2 separate regions of the Mus musculus genome follow, and region 1 is linked to region 2. A link is a loop called in an ENCODE intact Hi-C map of the cell type or tissue named here. Cell type or tissue: gastrocnemius. All regions are shown on one strand. Each heading gives the region's core, and the rest is flanking DNA. Links, peaks and the distances in the headings are about the cores only.

The links. Hi-C counts contacts between places; a loop is a spot of excess contacts. Peaks named below come from ENCODE experiments on the same cell type or tissue, not always from the same donor. Only the 100,000 strongest peaks of a DNase experiment are listed, where the experiment ranks them.
Region 1: a loop joins it to region 2, with 3 times the contacts of the local background. A loop is called at or near these places in 4 of 42 quality-filtered maps.

The regions. Positions count from the first base shown.
Region 1 is chr10:83,615,294-83,624,645 of GRCm38, forward strand. Appl2 (adaptor protein, phosphotyrosine interaction, PH domain and leucine zipper containing 2) reads right to left here. Exons shown (of 21, transcript NM_145220.2): 5 at 9,326-9,352; 6 at 6,419-6,460; 7 at 6,236-6,294; 8 at 5,405-5,551; 9 at 2,054-2,136. Among named protein-coding and RNA genes, the nearest start is that of Appl2, 29 kb to the right of the region's middle. In gastrocnemius, for the core only: a CTCF peak has its summit at 2,251 (motif pointing left); DNase peaks (open chromatin) are centred at 2,276, 3,748, 3,945 and 5,258; H3K4me3 peaks cover 247 bases; H3K27ac peaks cover 849 bases.
Region 2 is chr10:83,771,486-83,780,837 of GRCm38, forward strand. No RefSeq gene overlaps it. Among named protein-coding and RNA genes, the nearest start is that of 1500009L16Rik, 53 kb to the left of the region's middle. In gastrocnemius, for the core only: a CTCF peak has its summit at 5,187 (motif pointing left); a DNase peak (open chromatin) is centred at 5,180.

The sequences.
Region 1 (9,352 bases), core at 412-8,411, 160 kb before region 2:
GTGTGTGTGTGTGTGTGTGTGTGTGTGTGTGTGTGTGTGTGTGTCACCATGTAAAGCAGGCTGGCCTCAAACTCACAGAGTTTGCCTGCCTTTGCCTCCTGAGTACTGGAATTAAAGGTGTATATCACTGTGCCCCGGCAAGGTGGAGACTGGAGTAGGAGGACAGCCACATACAGGATTCTTGGGGCAGTCTGTGGACAGACCCACTGAGGTCCTTCAGATTGTGTGGACAGAGTCGTCTCTTGAAAGACGTGTGTCCTCAGAGATATGCTCAAGTGCAGCAGTATGACACCGGGCACACTATTCCGGTTTTAAGTAGCTGCTCTGCTCTCCCCAAGCCCCATACAGATAGCCTCAAAATCCTACACCAATCAGAAACTTCCAAGACCCCAAAGAACACAGTAGAAAAATAACTGCTTCACCTGCAACTCTTCAAAGCTGGCTGGGTTTTTGTTTTGTTTTGTTTAAGTATTTTTCTAACTTGCACATGATATATCACCATGGGGTTAAGGACTAAAAAAGCCAAGCTCTTCAGGGTGGCTGAAACCATGCTGCCTTGTCCAGCCCTCAGCTGAGTTCTGAAAACATGTGAGCACGTAGGCTACCGAGTCCCCCCTGCATAACGCAAAGCTGTAGTGCCAGCACCAGACAATGCCTGAGGCCTCCTGTGGGTAGGTGGCACCTGCACACAGTGTGGCAGCACTAGATCCTCCTGCCTGGAGAACACTGCTGGTGTTCCGGGTGCTAACGTCAGGCACCTGCACACAGTGTGGCAGCACTAGATCCTCCTGCCTGGAGAACACTGCTGGTGTTCAAGTGCTAGCGTCAGGCACGGTGATGCATGCGCACCTCTAACCCCAGCACTCAGGAAGCAGAGGCAGAGCAGAGGCAGGCAGATCTTTCTGAGTTTGAGGCCACCCTAGTCCATATGGCGAGTTCCAGGCCAGTCAGGACTACAAAATGAAGCCCTGCCTAAAAAAGAAAACAGAAACTTTATACTTAGGAGATGAGAGAGAACGGGCCCTCTTACAGAATGGCAGGTTCTGTACTGTGCTCTAACATTCCCCAGGACTAACCATCTACACAGGAAGAAAGTGATGTGGATTTCACAAACTGTTCTCTGGCATCACTAAGTCTGACCTGTGTCCCTCCCTGCTGCTGGGTACTAGGCAAGTTCAGGGCTTGGTACTGGCTCTTCAGGGTTTACCTTCATGTTCCGAGCCTCTGATGGACTCGCACCTGACTAAATTCCTCCTGGCCCTTTTCAGCTATCTGGGATGTAACAGCATCAGGAACACGTCCCCATTTCCACATGAAGATTCCACAGCCATCATTTCCACTCTGTGTATTTCCCTCTTTGGGGGCAGGGTAAGAGGTTCTGAAAGGGTCTCATGTGCTCCAGGCTGGCCTTGAACTCTGGCCTTCCTGTCCCCTCCTCCTGCCATTTTTTATCTCTTAAACTATAGCACCCCCTCCCCAAACCCAACCCACACATAGTCTGCACAGATACGCAGAGTGACACATGCATGCTCTGGTGAAACTAGTCTGCAGATGTGGTCCATGAGCCACCTCACTCTTGTCACAGGGGTCAGGGAAGGGGACAGGGGCAGGAGCCAGGGCAGCCCTCCCAACCACCAAGCACAGGTAAGACCATCTGAGGAAAGTGATGGGGGTTTGAAGCATGAACTCCATGGCTGCACCACAGCTCACTGAAGTAAATGTGAAGGCTAGGGTAAACTAGTACGACAGCTAGAACGTCCTCAAAAGTTAAAGCACTTCTGGTTGCTGATCCCATAATCCCAGAGGGAAAGCTAACCTCCACCTCTCACAAGCTCAGAGCGTGTGTCACCCACACATCAACACAAGCGATTCTGACACCAGAAGTGCCTGGACTCCATGGGAAGTACAAGTTTTCATGTTGGGAGAGCCTGGCCTGCTACAGGGTAATGGGGCTCTGTTGACCTCTGAAGACAGAAGGCTCCCCCACCTCCCAGAGAGGCTGACTGACTGGGAAGACAGAAGGAACCCAGGTCTCGCCTGAGAGCAGCATTACCTCTGAACCATGTCTTTAACGGATGACAAGAAGCCGTCCATACTTTTGGAGAACATCTCTGCTCCTCTCTTGAAAAAGTTGATCTGAAAGATACAATTGCAGTACTCTGTACATCAGCTGGGAAGGCTAAGTGGCCAGTTCCCGAACTGTGAGACCTTGTGGGACAACTGAGGGTCGCCAGCGCCTCCTGCTGGTAATCAGGCAGCATCTCGCCATCGCCCACCTCCAGCACACTGGTTGAGAAGGCCCAAGTTTGTCAGTGGAGAAGGTGGAGCCTGGCAGCCTTGTGGTGGCTCCTTCAGGAGACTGAGGGATGCTCAGGCCCAGCAGCACACGGACAAGCATCTGATGAAGTACAGCATGAGATGCCTGCCCTCGCTGAGGGCTACCATCTACCTGCCTGAGCACACTCACCGGGCCCTACACCGCATACACGGACAGATGGTGAACTGAGCTGTGGCAGAGGGGAACCTGAGCTAGAGAGCCCAGTTTTAAGAGCCTCTTCCAACCACAGCACAAAGGGGATCTGGCACTAAGCAGCTGCTAAACTAGGTGAGGCAGTCTGCTCCCCAGGGTTCTGAGATGGGTGCTTTCTCTGCCTATGGGACAGTGGTACCCTGAAGACCTGGGAAGTTGGAATGAAACTGCAGGTTTGGTGCTGAAGGAAGGACTACTTGCTTCATTTCCTAGGTCTGGGTGCCAACACATGTGCCAGGCCAGGCAAGGGAAAGAGAGATGGTAAGAATGCAGCTGCCCAGCCTGCAAAGCTCAGCCTCCCTCTCTTGTGAAGACTTTCCCAGCTGTGACACAAGGCCGCAAAGACAGGAAGCAGAGTGTGGCCTGAGTGGTGTTATCAGCAGTGTCTGGATAGTCTTCCCTCTAATCTGAGAACCCAGGAATGTGTGCACCTGTCCTGAGGTCAGGGAGGGTATGGACAGCCGATGAACACGATTATCCCCACGCGGTAATACACATGTGGGAGGCTCTGGCCTGCTGACCTCTAATTCAGCTTAACATTGTAAATCCATTCCAATCCCTGCAACATCAAAAACCAAACGATACTCATCAGTTAGTTTTCATCTTTTAAATCAGCCTTCGGCATTTCTAATGGCTCAGCATCTGGGGTTTCTTGTCCTTCCCTGCTGACCTCCTTTGGAGCATTGCTTTAAGCCTTTGACTTGCTCTCCAGTTACTGTGAGCTCTCTGGAGCGACCCAATCCCAAGCACAGAATAAATGGAGGGGCTTTACAGCCCCACTGCCTAGGGCTTACCCTGAAAATACACATGAGAGGTCACTTATACACTCCAGGATTTCACAGGGCTGTTGAGATGGCTCAGAGCACCTGTCCCCACGTCTGCAGGACTCACATGATAAAAGGAACTGATTCCTGAAGTTGTCCTCTTACTTCCACATGCATGCCAGGGCATGTGCAAGCTCCCCTCTCCACATGCACGCACGCACGCACGCACGCACACACACACACACACACACACACACACACAGAGTGTGATTTTGGAAAATCCATACAACTGATAAAAACCTCCATCCTGAGGCTTCGGAACTAAAATCAATTTCAAGCCTATGTTCTAAGGACCAGAGAAGCCACAGCAGGTGCAACCCACGTCCCTAAGCAGGAGACAAAGCCTGGGCAGTCTACCAAGTGGGCCTGCCAACAGCTGGGTGCAGTGCTCTCACACCTTCAGCTAGCATAGGCGATGCCCATAGGCTGATACCTGAGGGCTGAGGCACAGCACATACTTCTGAGTCACACAACAACTCACAGCGTCACGCAACACTCAGCCAAGAGAACTCTAGCTGTGTCTCGAATGAGGAGAATTTCTAGGTGAAACACAAAACGCCTCTCCCCAGTCTTCTGCCACAGCACCCGATGGTACAGCCCCGCCCTCCCAGGCCGGGGTTGCGTGTGTGCCAGCACTGAACTCTCCTCTTCCCTCCTGGAGCCAAACTACAATCATTTAAAAAGCTTGGCTAGGAGAGCTGGTGTAGTCAGTCCTCGGCTGGGAGAAAGCACAGAACAGCTGGCCATATCCCTTGGGTACTGTGAAACTGTCCACCACCAAGCAAGCTCTGCAGACTGAGACAATATACAAATCTTCCCTCTCCATGTTCCTGGGCTTGTGAGTGAGCAGGGATTACTGCCCCAGCAAAGGCTGCCATGCAGGGACGGCACACAGGACATAATCACAGAGCAAAGAGCATAGTTCTCTAATATGGCTAGGTCAGTTGTCGGGTCCAAGGTGTAATAAAGGAGGGACAGAGAGTCAGCACGGTGCCCACTGTGTGGGAGCTAGGTGGCTCTGCCGAGGGCTGAAGGCCCAACAGGACAGTACTTAGTTTTGGATAACCCAGCTTTATTCAGATGACAGAGAGGCTAGATTGCCCTATTTGAGTTAATACCTCTGCAGGAATAAGCTGGCTTCAGTGAACTCCCCATTCAACATGTAGCAACTACATCAGGAAAACAGACAGTTGTGTCTGGCTGCTTAAAGATGCCCAGGCACACACCCCTTTCCCCTTAGTGAAGCTGATGTATTTCTTTTCAAATACATGTAATTTAAAATGCATACAGAAGCCAGAGATGCTCATGTGTGTTCAATTGGTAACAGGTCTTAGAAACATTTTGTTTCTTCTCCTCATTTTCGGTTCATAGATTATCAAATGACCTAAGATTCTGGGTGCATTTGTCTTGTACAACGTAAGGGCTGAGAGTCACGGAGGGCTAAAGCAGGGAAAACTCATGCCGGCCCCTGCCACTCGCCTGTGCCATGGCAGCTGGGTCAACATCCTTAAACTGGAGCATCTCTAAGACAAGGATCAGCAGATCACTAACTAGGAGGGAAGATGCTGACTGAGTGCCCCCTCCCCCCCACCCCCCTCCCAGGACTTCAGAAAGCACAGGTACCATTCCCCCGGCCCCGGGAGGGAGCACACGCAGTAACTTCAGGGGCATGCCGTCTGCACATGAGCCAGCCAGGGTGAGCCTGACAGTGCAGAGTAGGAAAGGAACATGCACAGCCCGGCTCCTGGGGTGAGCCTGCGGTGCCACTGTGAAGGCAATGTGGACACACCGGGCTCTGCACCAGCCATGCGGCCTGGGCAGAAAGCAGAACCAGGACTCGCTTTCTTGGAAGGCAGGCAGGCTCTTCCCTGAGGGAGGCTTGGGAGGAGGCCATAGCTTCCTGAACATATGGCCTCACAGGCCGAGCCCAGCTGGAAGCTCTGGTAACAGTTGAGCCCTAGGAACTTTCCCAGGGTATTGTGCATCTGTTGCCATGACGAGGCTTCCATTTCTCCTGATGGCTGCTTCGGGGTTTCCTCTCATCCCCTACCTGTCCGTGGGCAAAGCCTATCAAGGGTTCCATCATGGCCGCCCGCTTGCGGTACTGCAGTGCGTTGAGTGCGCAGTAGTACTGAAGGGATGAGAGGTGCTGTTTCCGCCGGGCAGCCGCCACCTCTTTCACAATTTCCGTCTTCGCCTGGGAAGAGGGAAAGGGAACCCAAGTCGCTCACAGGGTCTGGGAATTTTGCCAGAGCACAAACTTTCACACATAGTTGGTTGTTCATCATAAACATTTCCATGACCAGCAGAATGGCGCAGAGAGAAGGTTCCACCTTAACTTAAAAAGGAGCCCCAGTGAAATCACAACACGACAGCACCCCGGTCCCCGAGACTGTATGAGGCAAAGCCAATACCCTGCGAGCGGCAGTGCCCACTGATACTCTTTGGGAAAATGGTTCAGCAGCAAGTGCCCAAGCCACACACACCTGGTCCATGCAAAAGTCTATATATAGTCCCGGGCGTAGCTCAGCTCAAGGGAGTCACGAGCAGAACTAACAAGTGTGTGCATGAAGACAGACTCCGTTGCCTGGGATACTAAAACATCAGCCGGCAGCTAAACGGGAGCTCAAGAGACTGATCAGTACGGGGTCAGACAGCAGGACAGAGCACCACAGAGAAGTCAGTCAGCACACGGTCAGAATTTACAGTGGCTCCGAAACAGTGCACAGAATTGTGATGAGCTGTACACACGAGGTACAGAAGAATGTGAAGGTGCAGACTCAGGAAAGGAGCAGAGCTCCACCACACAGCAGCCATGCCACAAGCTCACAGAAGTCACAGAAGGAGCTGAGGTCCATGACGTGACTGAAGGAACACCCACCTTCTCGTTCTCCTTCTTCTTAGGGAGCCTGCTATACTTTGCCATTGACAGGTCGTGCTCTAAAAATAAAAGACATTTGAGCACCGGGAAGGGTCAAAGGGCAAGAACAATGGTTGTCTAGCCTGCCCCCACGACACTCATGCACAGCCGAAGCCCATGCACCAAGAATGAAAAAATGCCTACCGCTGCTGGCAAGTCCAAAGAGATCCTTCAAAGTGCTGACTTCTGAACAAAGGAAAAGAAAAGATGTCAGAGCAGAAGAGCTGGAGCCATGTGAAGAAGCCAGGGCACATGCTCTGTCCACAGCCCCTCGCTCCTCAGCTCCCACAAACCCTGGCCTAGTGGCTACCATCACACTTCACCCCCAAGGGTCTGTAAGGGAGATGGACTCCTGGGGATGGGTGGACAGGACATGGTCAGGTACTTATCCTGGAAGTATAAGCTATACTGGCCTATAAGCTGAAGCCCTCAAGTGTCTTAGGCCATCTTCCCGTATGTTTCCTGTTGCCACCACTGTAGAAACCTGACTTATAAATCACCAGTGGGCATGGTGCTGGTTCCAGTGAAAATGATACAAACTGGCACAGTGCACAGCCACAAGCCAACACCAATAATCATGACCCCACAGCATGGCACCTCACCCGTCATGCACAAGATGACTTAATCCCCAAACCAAACTGACAGAAAGGTCGCCAAGAGAATGACGACAGCGAGAGGAAACACTGAAGAACACAGAACATAGAAGAGACCCTGAAGGAGTGACAATTCCCACCTTCCTGACATAATCCACACAAGAGGACACTACAGCTTCTATGCTGGTCTCACTCTCCCTGGGGCTGGGCTGCTCTCCCCTTCCTTCCCACATTTCCATTCTTTCTGCTTTTACTCCAATTAGAGTAGAGCTGTCTTCCAACAGCTTGATAGTGTCCCGTGCTCTCCTCAGGTGTACTTCCACTGGGGCAAAGATGAATGAAAGGCAGTAAAGCTGGCTGTGGTGGATGCTGATGATATGAGGTGGAGGCAGGAGGATCATGAGTTCAAGGCCAGCTTAAGCCAAACATTTATGGAACTGGAGAGACAGCTCAGTGGCTCAAAGCGCTTACTGCTCTTTTAGAGGGCTCGTTCAGGCTTGGTTCCTAGCACCTAGACAGGAGGTTCACAATATCTGTAACTCCAGTTCCAGGGCATCAGGTGCCCTTTTCTGACTCTGGAGACCCCAGGCACACATATATACAATCAGGAAAAGCATCCATATATAAATTCAAACAAATTTAAAATTAAACAGGCAGTAAGGTGTATGCTAAGGCACTATGTAAGCAGACTGCAACTGGATTTACATTTGGCTGGGGCCAAATGCTTCAAGTTTCTGTCTTTGAGTCATGATAACAGGGTGATTTGATTAGGTTTTCATAGATAAGAAATGTTTGTTTTTATTACTAATTGAACATTTTTATTCTCCTTTGCAAAAGAATGGCCACTGTAAGCAACTGTAAACTCAAGATTGTAGGTCTCAGAAGTTGGTCAGGAAGGCCACTGTCACAAGGGCTGCTGGACTTGCTGAGTCTAGGCTGTGCACCCCTCCCCTCTGCTCCCAGACACACAGGACACAGACCTGCAGTCTGCCACATACATTACTTCTTTTTCCCTTTTGACTTTTTTGGGGTACGTCTCATGTAACCTAGGCTGGCCTCATGCTTGGTCTGTGGCCGAGGATGACCATGAGCGGCTCATCTTCCTGACTATGTCTCGCAGGCGCTGGGACGGCAGGTGCGCACCATCAAACCAGTTCATTACTTTGTACTTTTTAGTTATGAAATATTAGGATTGTCAAAGGGGCACTGGGCGGGGCTTAAAGCAGTGCAATCATTGTCACAACCTCAGGTGACACAAGGAGAGCCAGCGGGAATTCCATTTTTAGTATTTGCCCATACATTTACTATAGCTTCTCTACCTAGAAGAGAACGTAAGATTACATATATTTTAAATTAAGGTTATTATCTTTTATGAACATGTCTGTGTACCATGTGCATGCCTGGTGCCCATGGAGGCCAGAAGGCAGTGTCGGATCTCGGGAACTAGAGTCACAGACAGTTGTAGGCCACCATTTGGGTCCTGGGAACCAACTGGGTCTTTTGCAAAAGCAGCCAGTGTACTTAACCACTGAGCCATTTCTTCAGCCTAATAGTATGTGTGTATGTGTATTTTAAATTAAGGTTGTACTTTTTGGTTTTGTTTGCTTTTAGTCAGTTTTCTCAAATACAATTTTTTGTGTGTTTGTATGTTTTTCTTTTTTCTAATATGGAATGTTTCACAAATTCTCATGTCTTTGCACAGGGGTCATGCTAATCTCTATTGTTTCAATAACCATACACAATTCTTTACTGTCTAAGTAATAAATGAAATTAGAGCATTTTGATTCACTATTACCAATTTTTCTCCAGACAATGAATTTTTACTCTTCATTTGGACTACTTCTGATTTCAAATACATCTAAACTTATGGTACAGTTCTCCTTCAGTTTAAGAACTGAATCCACTCAGAAGGCTACTCAGGAGGGAGGGGACCACTTATTAGACTTCCTCACTCAGCACTAAGCATGGGCTTCACAGGACTGTGCTCACAGGTGTACCCCAGGCGCCCAGTGCTCGCGTCTGCCCTGCCCTCAGCCTCCACAGGGAGCGCCTGGCACCGCCCATCCTCCTCTCTCCAAGCTTCCACCTCACAGTCCCCGTGCCCATCCTTCTCAGGAACAGCTGCCCCCACCCTGGCATCCCTAGCCACCTGCCAACATCTACAGTGCACTCAGACTCCAGCTCAGACCACCCACACCCAGGAGGCCTCTGGAGTGCTTTCTCCAGCCCGTGGCCATCCCTTCTGCAGCATGATTTTGTTTGATCTGTTTGATCTGTTTTGTTTGCCCGTGGCCTCCCTCTGTTGAACCAGGAACGTACAGAATCAAGAAAGTTTGCTGAATGAAACTGCTTTAAAAGCATGCTCCACAGCCTCGTGTTGAAAGGAGTGGATGCAGTAAGAATTACGGGTGGGTAGGTGAACCTTCAGAAGGTAACTGCATTGCACCTGCTACTTTACCTGTGAGATCCTTCTCTCGAAACTGTA
Region 2 (9,352 bases), core at 592-8,591:
AAAAACAGTATCGTATTCCTGGAGGAATTGCAGAAATTACTGCCACTATCAAGGACTTGAAAGATGCAGGGGTGGTGGTTCCCACCACATCTCCATTTAACTCTCCTATCTGGCCAGTGCAGAAAACAGATGGATCATGGAGAATGACAGTTGATTACCGAAAACTAAATCAGGTAGTAACTCCAATTGCAGCTGCTGTACCAGATGTAGTTTCCTTACTTGAGCAAATTAACACATCTCCTGGCACCTGGTATGCGGCTATTGATCTGGCAAATGCCTTCTTCTCAGTACCTGTCCATAAGGACCACCAGAAGCAATTTGCTTTCAGTTGGCAAGGCCAACAGTATACCTTCACAGTTTTGCCTCAAGGATATATTAACTCTCCTGCCCTGTGTCATAATTTAGTTAGAAGGGATCTTGATCGTTTGGATCTTCCACAAAATATCACATTGGTGCACTATATTGATGACATTATGCTGATTGGACCAAGTGAGCAGGAAGTAGCAACCACTTTGGACTCATTGGTAACACATATGCGTATCAGAGGATGGGAAATAAATCCAACCAAAATTCAAGGACCATCTACCTCAGTGAAATTCTTAGGAGTCCAGTGGTGTGGAGCATGCAGAGATATTCCTTCTAAGGTGAAAGATAAGTTATTGCACCTGGCCCCTCCTACAACCAAGAAAGAAGCACAACGTTTAGTGGGTCTATTTGGATTCTGGAGACAACACATCCCTCACTTGGGTGTGTTACTTAGGCCTATTTACCAAGTGACTCGGAAAGCTGCTAGCTTTGTGTGGGGCCTGGAACAGGAGAAGGCCCTTCAACAGGTCCAGGCTGCTGTGCAGGCTGCTCTACCACTTGGACCATATGACCCAGCAGATCCGATGGTACTTGAGGTGTCTGTGGCTGATAGAGATGCTGTTTGGAGCCTCTGGCAGGCCCCTGTAGGTGAATCACAGAAAAGGCCTTTGGGATTTTGGAGCAAAGCTCTACCATCATCTGCAGACAACTATTCTCCCTTTGAAAAACAGCTCTTGGCCTGCTATTGGGCCTTAGTGGAAACTGAACGTCTGACAATAGGACACCAAGTCACTATGCGACCTGAACTACCCATCATGAGCTGGGTACTATCAGACCCTGCAAGTCATAAAGTGGGACGTGCACAGCAGCAGTCTATTATCAAATGGAAGTGGTATATACGTGATCGGGCCAGAGCAGGTCCTGAAGGCACAAGCAAGTTACATGAAGAAGTTGCTCAAATGCCTATGGTTTCTACTCCTGTTACAATGCCATCTGCTGCCAAGCATGCACCTATAGCCTCATGGGGTGTTCCCTATGATCAACTGACCGAAGAGGAGAAGACTAGAGCCTGGTTTACTGATGGCTCTGCACGTTATGCAGGCACCACCCAGAAGTGGACAGCTGCAGCATTACAACCCCTTTCTGGGACAACCTTGAAAGACACAGGTGAAGGGAAATCTTCACAGTGGGCAGAACTTCGGGCAGTACACATGGTATTACAGTTTGTTTGTAAGAAGAAGTGGCCAGATGTACGATTATTCACTGACTCATGGGCTGTAGCCAATGGATTGGCTGGATGGTCAGGGACTTGGAAAGATCACAATTGGAAAATTGGTGAGAAAGACATCTGGGGAAGAAGTATGTGGATAGATCTCTCCAAATGGGCAAAGGATGTGAAGATATTTGTGTCCCATGTAAATGCTCACCAAAAGGTGACTTCAGCCGAGGAGGAGTTCAATAATCAAGTAGATAAGATGACCCGTTCTGTGGACAGTCAGCCTCTCTCCCCAGCCATCCCTGTCATTGCTCAATGGGCACATGAACAAAGTGGTCATGGTGGTCGAGATGGAGGTTATGCTTGGGCTCAGCAACACGGGCTTCCACTCACCAAAGCTGACCTGGCTACTGCTGCTGCTGATTGCCAGATCTGCCAACAGCAGAAACCAACACTGAGCCCCAGATATGGCACCATTCCTCGAGGTGACCAGCCAGCAACCTGGTGGCAGGTTGACTACATTGGACCACTTCCTTCGTGGAAAGGACAGCGTTTTGTTCTTACTGGAGTAGATACTTATTCTGGTTATGGATTTGCCTTTCCTGCACGTAATGCCTCTGCTAAAACCACCATTCACGGACTGACAGAATGCCTCATCTATCGTCATGGTATTCCACACAGTATTGCTTCTGACCAAGGAACTCATTTCACAGCCAGAGAAGTACGACAGTGGGCTCACGATCATGGAATTCACTGGTCTTACCACATTCCCCATCATCCTGAAGCAGCTGGGCTGATAGAAAGATGGAATGGCCTTTTGAAGACGCAGTTACAGCGCCAATTAGGTGGTAACAGCTTGGAAGGTTGGGGCAGAGTTCTTCAGAAGGCAGTATATGCTTTGAATCAGCGCTCGATATATGGTACAGTTTCACCCATAGCCAGGATTCATGGGTCCAGGAATCAAGGGGTGGAAAACGGAATAGTTCCACTTACTATCACTCCTAGTGACCCTCTAGGAAAATTTTTGCTTCCTGTCCCCATAACTCTAGGTTCTGCTGGCTTAGAAGTTTTGGCTCCAGAGAGGGGAGTGCTCCTACCAGGAGCTACAACAAACATTTCATTGAACTGGAAGCTCAGACTTCCCCCTGGTCATTTTGGGCTTCTAATGCCCTTAAACCAACAGGCTAAAAAAGGAATAACAGTGTTAGGAGGGGTGATAGATCCAGATTACCATGGGGAAATTGGATTACCTCTTCACAATGGTGGTAAGCAAGATTATGTCTGGAGTGCAGGAGATCCCTTAGGGCGTCTCTTAGTACTACCATGTCCTGTGATTAAAGTCAATGGGAAACTACAACAGCCTAATCCAAGCAGGATGACAAAGGACGCACACCCATCAGGAATGAAGGTATGGGTCAATCCTCCAGGAAAAGAGCCAAGACCTGCTGAGGTGCTGGCTGAAGGTGAAGGAAATACAGAATGGGTAGTAGAGGAAGGTAGTTATAAATACCAATTAAGGCCACGTAACCAGTTGCAGAAACGAGGATTATAAAGTAATATGAATGCCCATTGTAAATTTACTAATGCGTTTGCGATTGTACGAGGGATAGTTATATCATGTTAGGCGTATTTACAACCTTGTTATTGTTTCATGTGAACATGAGATATTATTTGTGTCAAGTTGACAAGGGGTGGATTGTAGTGGCTATTCCTGGTTGTCAACTTGACAATATTTGGAATGAACTACAATCCGGAATTGGAAGGCTCACCAGTGACCCTTATCTGGAGGCTTGGAGATGCTTATCTGGATCTTGGTTTGAAGATCTTGAGCCACAGTGGCTATGGATTCCAGAAGATTGAATCTCCGAGTTAAGGAACACACCTTTAATCTGGGCTATGCCTTTCATCTGGGATTAAAGGTGTGGTGGAACACACCTTTAATCTGGGCTACACCTTTTGCTGGAGACAATATAAGGACATTGGAAGAAGGGAGTCTAGCTCTTGCTCTTGCTCCTTCGCCTGCTTGCCGTGTGAGACTGAGTAACTGCTAGATCCTTGGACTTCCATTCACAGCTGCGACTGAACAATTGTAAGGAATTGGGCTGCCGACTGTAAGTTATCAATAGATTCCTTTACTAACTAGAGACTATCCGTGAGTTCTGTGACTCTAGAGAACCCTGACTAATACACCCACTTACCTTCAGTGTACAGCCCATCATTGGAGAGTGACACATAACAGCCTGCTCACACGTATCCACAGTTGAGGGCAGACAGCAATGAATGCACACAGGCCTACTTGATTGCCTTCTTCTCTTAGACGGTCCAGAACCCCCAAGTAGGAGTGTCATCACTCACAGTGGCACAGAGGTCCCCACACCAATTAACAAGACAATGCCACCACCCAACCCAATTTGGACAAGTTTTTAATTAAGAATCCTTTCCACGGGTGATCCTTGTTTGGGTCAAGTTGACAGTTAAGAAACTATCCTGGGAGAAAAGATTAACGTTGCCTCTGGGGATTTCACTCCTTCGTACTGGGGACAGAATGGGGGCGCTTACGGAGGAGAGAGATTGTGGTGAGACAAAGCCAGGGTCCCGAGTCAGCAGCTGTGTAACCTTTAAGACCCAGTCCTAAAGGCCGGCTTCCACCAGAGAAGCCCCACCCTGTACAGCCCCAATGGTTTGAATCTGAAGTGTATGCCATGGGCTCATAGTTTAAACGCTGTTCTCAGGTTTGTAGGGATATTGCACAGGGATTGGCCATTTCTCTTCCTTCCCTTCATATTCTCCAAAGGCACGGGATGGTCTACAATGAGGGAGGCTATACAACAGGCCTCTATGCTGACCCCAAGGGACAGCTCACCACAAGGCTTTCCAAGCTCAGCCGCATTCCTTTGTTCCAGTATTTTCTGAGGTCCTCCCCCCACCCCCAATCTCTTTCCCTCTCTAATGCTGCAGGCCACACCAGCACCATCTTGTACCTGGAGGGTCCCTGCTTCTCGTTCCTCAGTGAATACCACCCGTGCGCACAGTGGGCTCAGCCCAGGCAGGGTTCACCTAGTGGAGCTGCTATTGAATGTAATGCTGGCTGGCATTTCATCTGCTGGTCAGCTTTCTAGACATGTACAGATGTGATCGAATTAGATACTCACAGCAAGTGCCTCATCTTTATGGTTATAGACAACGTTGAACCAGCTTCTTTAATGATTGGTATAAAGTTTACAACAAAACTTTCAGGTTTCTGATTTTTGGTTTTAAAGACAGAATCTCACATAGTCAAAGCTGGCCTTGAACTCACTGTGTGGTGGGGGATAGACTCATTGTGCTGCCTTCATCTCTCAAGTGTTGTGATACAGCACGGACCACTGGGTTAGGTAAAGCTTTCGGACCCCTGTCCCCGTCCCTTCAACCCAAGATAGAGTTTCTCTGTGTGGCCCTAGCTGTCACGGATTTCACTCTGTAGACCAGGCTGGCCTGAAACTCAGGAATCCGCATGTCTCTACTTCCGAAGTGCTGGGATTAAAGGTGTGTGTCACCATGCCCAGGAAAACTTTCAGTTTTTAATGTAGAAAACGGACAAAAAAAAAAAAAAAAAAAAAAAAGTTGTGGCTGGTTATGCCTTTCTAATACATGCATCTCCTGCCCTCTGGTGGCCAGAGCATCTAATAGCGGCTTGATCTCTCTCCGTGTTTTGATGGGCCTATTCCTTGTTTCCATCCTAGCCCAGCAGGCTTCCCTAGCTGCTAGCTCTGAACGTTGGACACTTTATTTAGCTTTCCCCTGTCCCTGTTTCCTTATGCATAGAACGGAGTCAGTGTCTGTAACAAAGACTTTAAAAGTCTATGTCTGAAATGCTTATTACATGCAGGTTAACCAACTGGATTCCCACGACAGTCTTGGTATAGAGCCATGGTTCTCACCCTTCCTAACGCTGTGACCCTTTAAAACAGTCCCTCATGTTGTGCTGACCCCCAACCATAAAATTATTTTTTTTGTCACTTCATAACTGTAACGTTGCTGCTGTTATGAATTGTAATATAAATACCTGTGTTTTCCGATGGTCTTAGTGACCCCCGTGAAAGGGTAGTTGGACCCCCAAGAGGGTCGTAGCTCACAGGCTGAGGACGACTGTTACACAAGAACAGATATTTGCATCCTACAGTTAAGGTGAATGAGGACCCACAGACAAATAACTTGAAGGTGAGACGACTTAATACTCAGACAGTGACGAAAAGTCCCGCTACAGGGTAAGCGTCCAGTGATATCAGTACATCAATAACACACAGGACTGAGTCTGTGACAGACATGGCTGTGGAACACACGGGTCCGTTTGCATGTGTGTCGTTGCTGTTTTTAACATTCGACTGCCTCTCGCATGGATGGTGCAGTATGTAAGTGAATAGTAGCTTGCATACTTTCTAGGCATCTTTCCTGAGCCAGACCATAATTTCTCACTCCCACACAGGCGATGCCTGGGCCTTCTGATTCTCTTTTCCTAAATGTTGTGCACTGCTCCCAATTCATGTCCACACAGAACCTCTAAATGTACCCTAATTTAGAAGCTAGGGCTGTGCAGATCTCATCAGGGGGAATGAGGTTACAATGGACAAGGGCAGGTGCATCGGACCCAATGACGAGTGTTCTTGCAGGGGGAGAAAACAGATACACACGGAAGTCAGGGATTGTGGGTAATGCCAGGAGCTAAAGGGAGCAAGGAGGGTGCTTCTGCTGCAGAGTGCACAGCCACTGGGGACTTTTAGCCTCTATTTGGGGGAAATAACACACTTCTGTTATTTAAAATTTAAATGACACGTTATTTACATGTGTATGGGTGAGGGTACACAGGCAGCGGGTCATGTGTGGAGTTCAGAGGACAATTTGAAGGAGTCCATTCTCTCCCACCGGGTCCTGGGAATTGAACTCAAGTCGTGAAACTCAAGTTGTCAGGGTTGGCGGCCAACACCTCTACCCACTGAGCCATCTAGCTGGTTCCTCCTTTCATTACTTCAATTCATCCACTTTGTGGTGCCACAAAGGGATTTAAAATGTCACAAAGACCGAGGCCACCAATTCCTTACCCTGTGGAGAGATAGACACTGTAGTCACTCAGGACACATTGGTCTCTTAAAGCAGGTCCTGCACAGTCAGGATGCCACAGCAATGCTAAACACCTGCAGCTGGAGTGTTTCTTGCTCGTTACAGTTCTTGACTGCACTGGATAATGTAAAGGTTGGATAATGAGTTGATCTCCGAACTGTTCTGTGGACCAATGAAACTGTAGCAAGCAGTCTGTTGCAATAGTTTTATATATAAATTTATAAGAATGCAGAACTCTTGGATTATATTACTCTAGGCAACAGATTTGCCAACTCTCCTTGAGACGGTCATTTTTATTTTTATTCAATGTCTATTTTAAAACTTTATGTATTGGGTGTGCATGCACACACACATTTGTGTAGGTCACACACATTTGTGTAGGTTTGCACACACACACACACACCCCTGTGGAGATCAGAGGACAACTTTTAGGAACTTGCTTGCTCCTTTCACCACATGTGGGCCCTGGGGAATCAAACTTGGGTCATCAGAGTGCCTACACCATCTGAGACACCTTGCCATCCCAAAGTCTTATAACTGGAATACTTTAACTTGACCTTAAGATTGAGAGCACTTTCCAGGGCCCCATAGTGGAAACAAATGATCAGATCAACAGTCTGGAGCATTCTGTGTATGCTTACTCTCCACATGACTTGCTCACCCAGAGAAGCAGAGACTGTGCTTCCTGTGGGCAAGGCTGCCTGGGAGAAAAAAGTCAAGTTGAGCATGCCCAATGGGGAGTCCGTCTTAAAAAATCTTCCCACAGGATACAAGAGGAGTGGGAAATAAGAGTTCCTATCTGTGCTGGCTAGTTTTATTCCAACTTGACACAAGCTAACAAGAGAAACTCAAGTGAGAAAATGTTCCTGCAGATTGTTCTGTAGGCGAGCCTGTGGTGCATTTTCTAAAAGGAGGGTTAGGCAGTGCCACCCCTGGGCAGGTCGGTCCTGAGGGCAGTAAGAAAGCAGGCTGAGAAAGTACTGGGAACAAGCCATCACAGAGCGACCCTCCAGTTTCTATGCCTCAGCTACTGCTTCTTGGTTCTGTGAGACCCCGACTTAGAGCATTTGTCCCTGGGAGGTAAAGCCCCTAAAACATTCCCCCAAGCTTGTTTTCCCTGATCTCTAAAAATACAGCTAAAAAGAAACTCTTTGTTCTCTATAGCCAGCAAAAAGCTTTTTTTGTTGTTGTTGTTGTTTCAATACCTTATAATCAGAGATGCGATAATTGTAAAAAAGACCTAGCCAGGTGCTTGCCTGGCTTCCTGTGCCAAGGACACCCCTCCCCTCCCTCCGCCAGAGAAGAGCAGTAGCCAGACTCCGCCCAACTCCTCCCAACTCTCCTCCCAACTCCTCCCAATTCCTCAGCTAGCTGTTAAAAGCCTTCTACTGTTGCTGCTGGGGGTCGAACTCCCCTGCCCTGCACTGCGGAAGGAGTTCGTCCTCAGCTAGCTGATAATAAAACCTCTTGCAGTTTGCATCAGGTGTGGTTTTCTCTTGAGTCATTGGGGTGCTGGCCAGCTCACCCTGGAACTTGAACGGAAGCCCAGCTTCGGGGGTCTTAGTTCCTGCCCGGAGTTCCCTTGGTGATGGGCTGTCACCAGCAAGTATGAGATGAAATAAACCTCTTCTTTCCAGTTGCTTTTGCTCATGGTGTTTTATCACAGCAACAGAACCTCTAACTAAGATGGAGATTGGTACCAGGAAAGGGGAATTTCTGTCACAGACCTTATCATATGTTTTTGGGAGGATTCTGATGACATTTAGACTTAGGGCTGAAAAAGCTGTGTGGTTCTCAGAGCTGAGCTTGGGAGATGAGTATTTTGAGAGCAATTCATTCATGTTTGATTTAAAAGCTGTCTGTCTACATCTTCTTCAATAAATCCCCCTGAGCCAACACATTATCACTAGAGAATGGTATCATTAGTGGTGGTGGTTGTTAGGGTTGAAGCTTCCTACAGACTCTCTCTACCTCTGCGTGAGTTCCACTATGCTGTGATTGAAAAGAGAACTATTAGAATATCTGCTGCAGCCAGATGCTTCGATGGGCAAAGTCTCTTGCTGGCAAGCTTGACAACCGGAGTTCTATCCTTGGTCCTATGTGGCTGATGGAAAGTGCTGACACAGCCATGCCCTGTCTCTGACTCCACACAGGTGCACTGTGACAAACTCACATCCCCACCACCCATACAGACACAGATACATAGGTTTAATAACAAGTAAAGAAACATGACGTGAAGGCGTGGCTTGCACCTGTAATTCTAGCACTTAGAAAGCTGAGGCAGGAGGATTGCCATGAGTTTCAGGCCAGCTTGAACCTGTTGGGATTAATCAAATCAAAAAGACAAAACAAGAAACAAAACCCGACAAAGCAAAAACCAATACCATCACTACCACTGCAAAACAAAACAAAACAAAACAAAACAAAACAAAACAAAACAAAACAAAACAACAAACCAAACCAACCAGTCAGCTAGCCAGCCAACCAAGCAAGCAAACAAAACAACCCCCCAAACCAAAGGTTATTTGTGCAACTACCTAGAGAACTTATGGGCTGTGGTGGTTATGAGTTCCATCTCCCTGGCCCACTTTCTCTTTCCATCCTTGACTACATAGCAAGTTCAAGGCTAGCCTAAGCTACATGAGACCTTGTTGAGAAAAGGTAAAGGGAGAGAGAGAGACAGAGACAGAGACAGAGACAGAGAGATCCCTCAATTATACTGACACACACCTT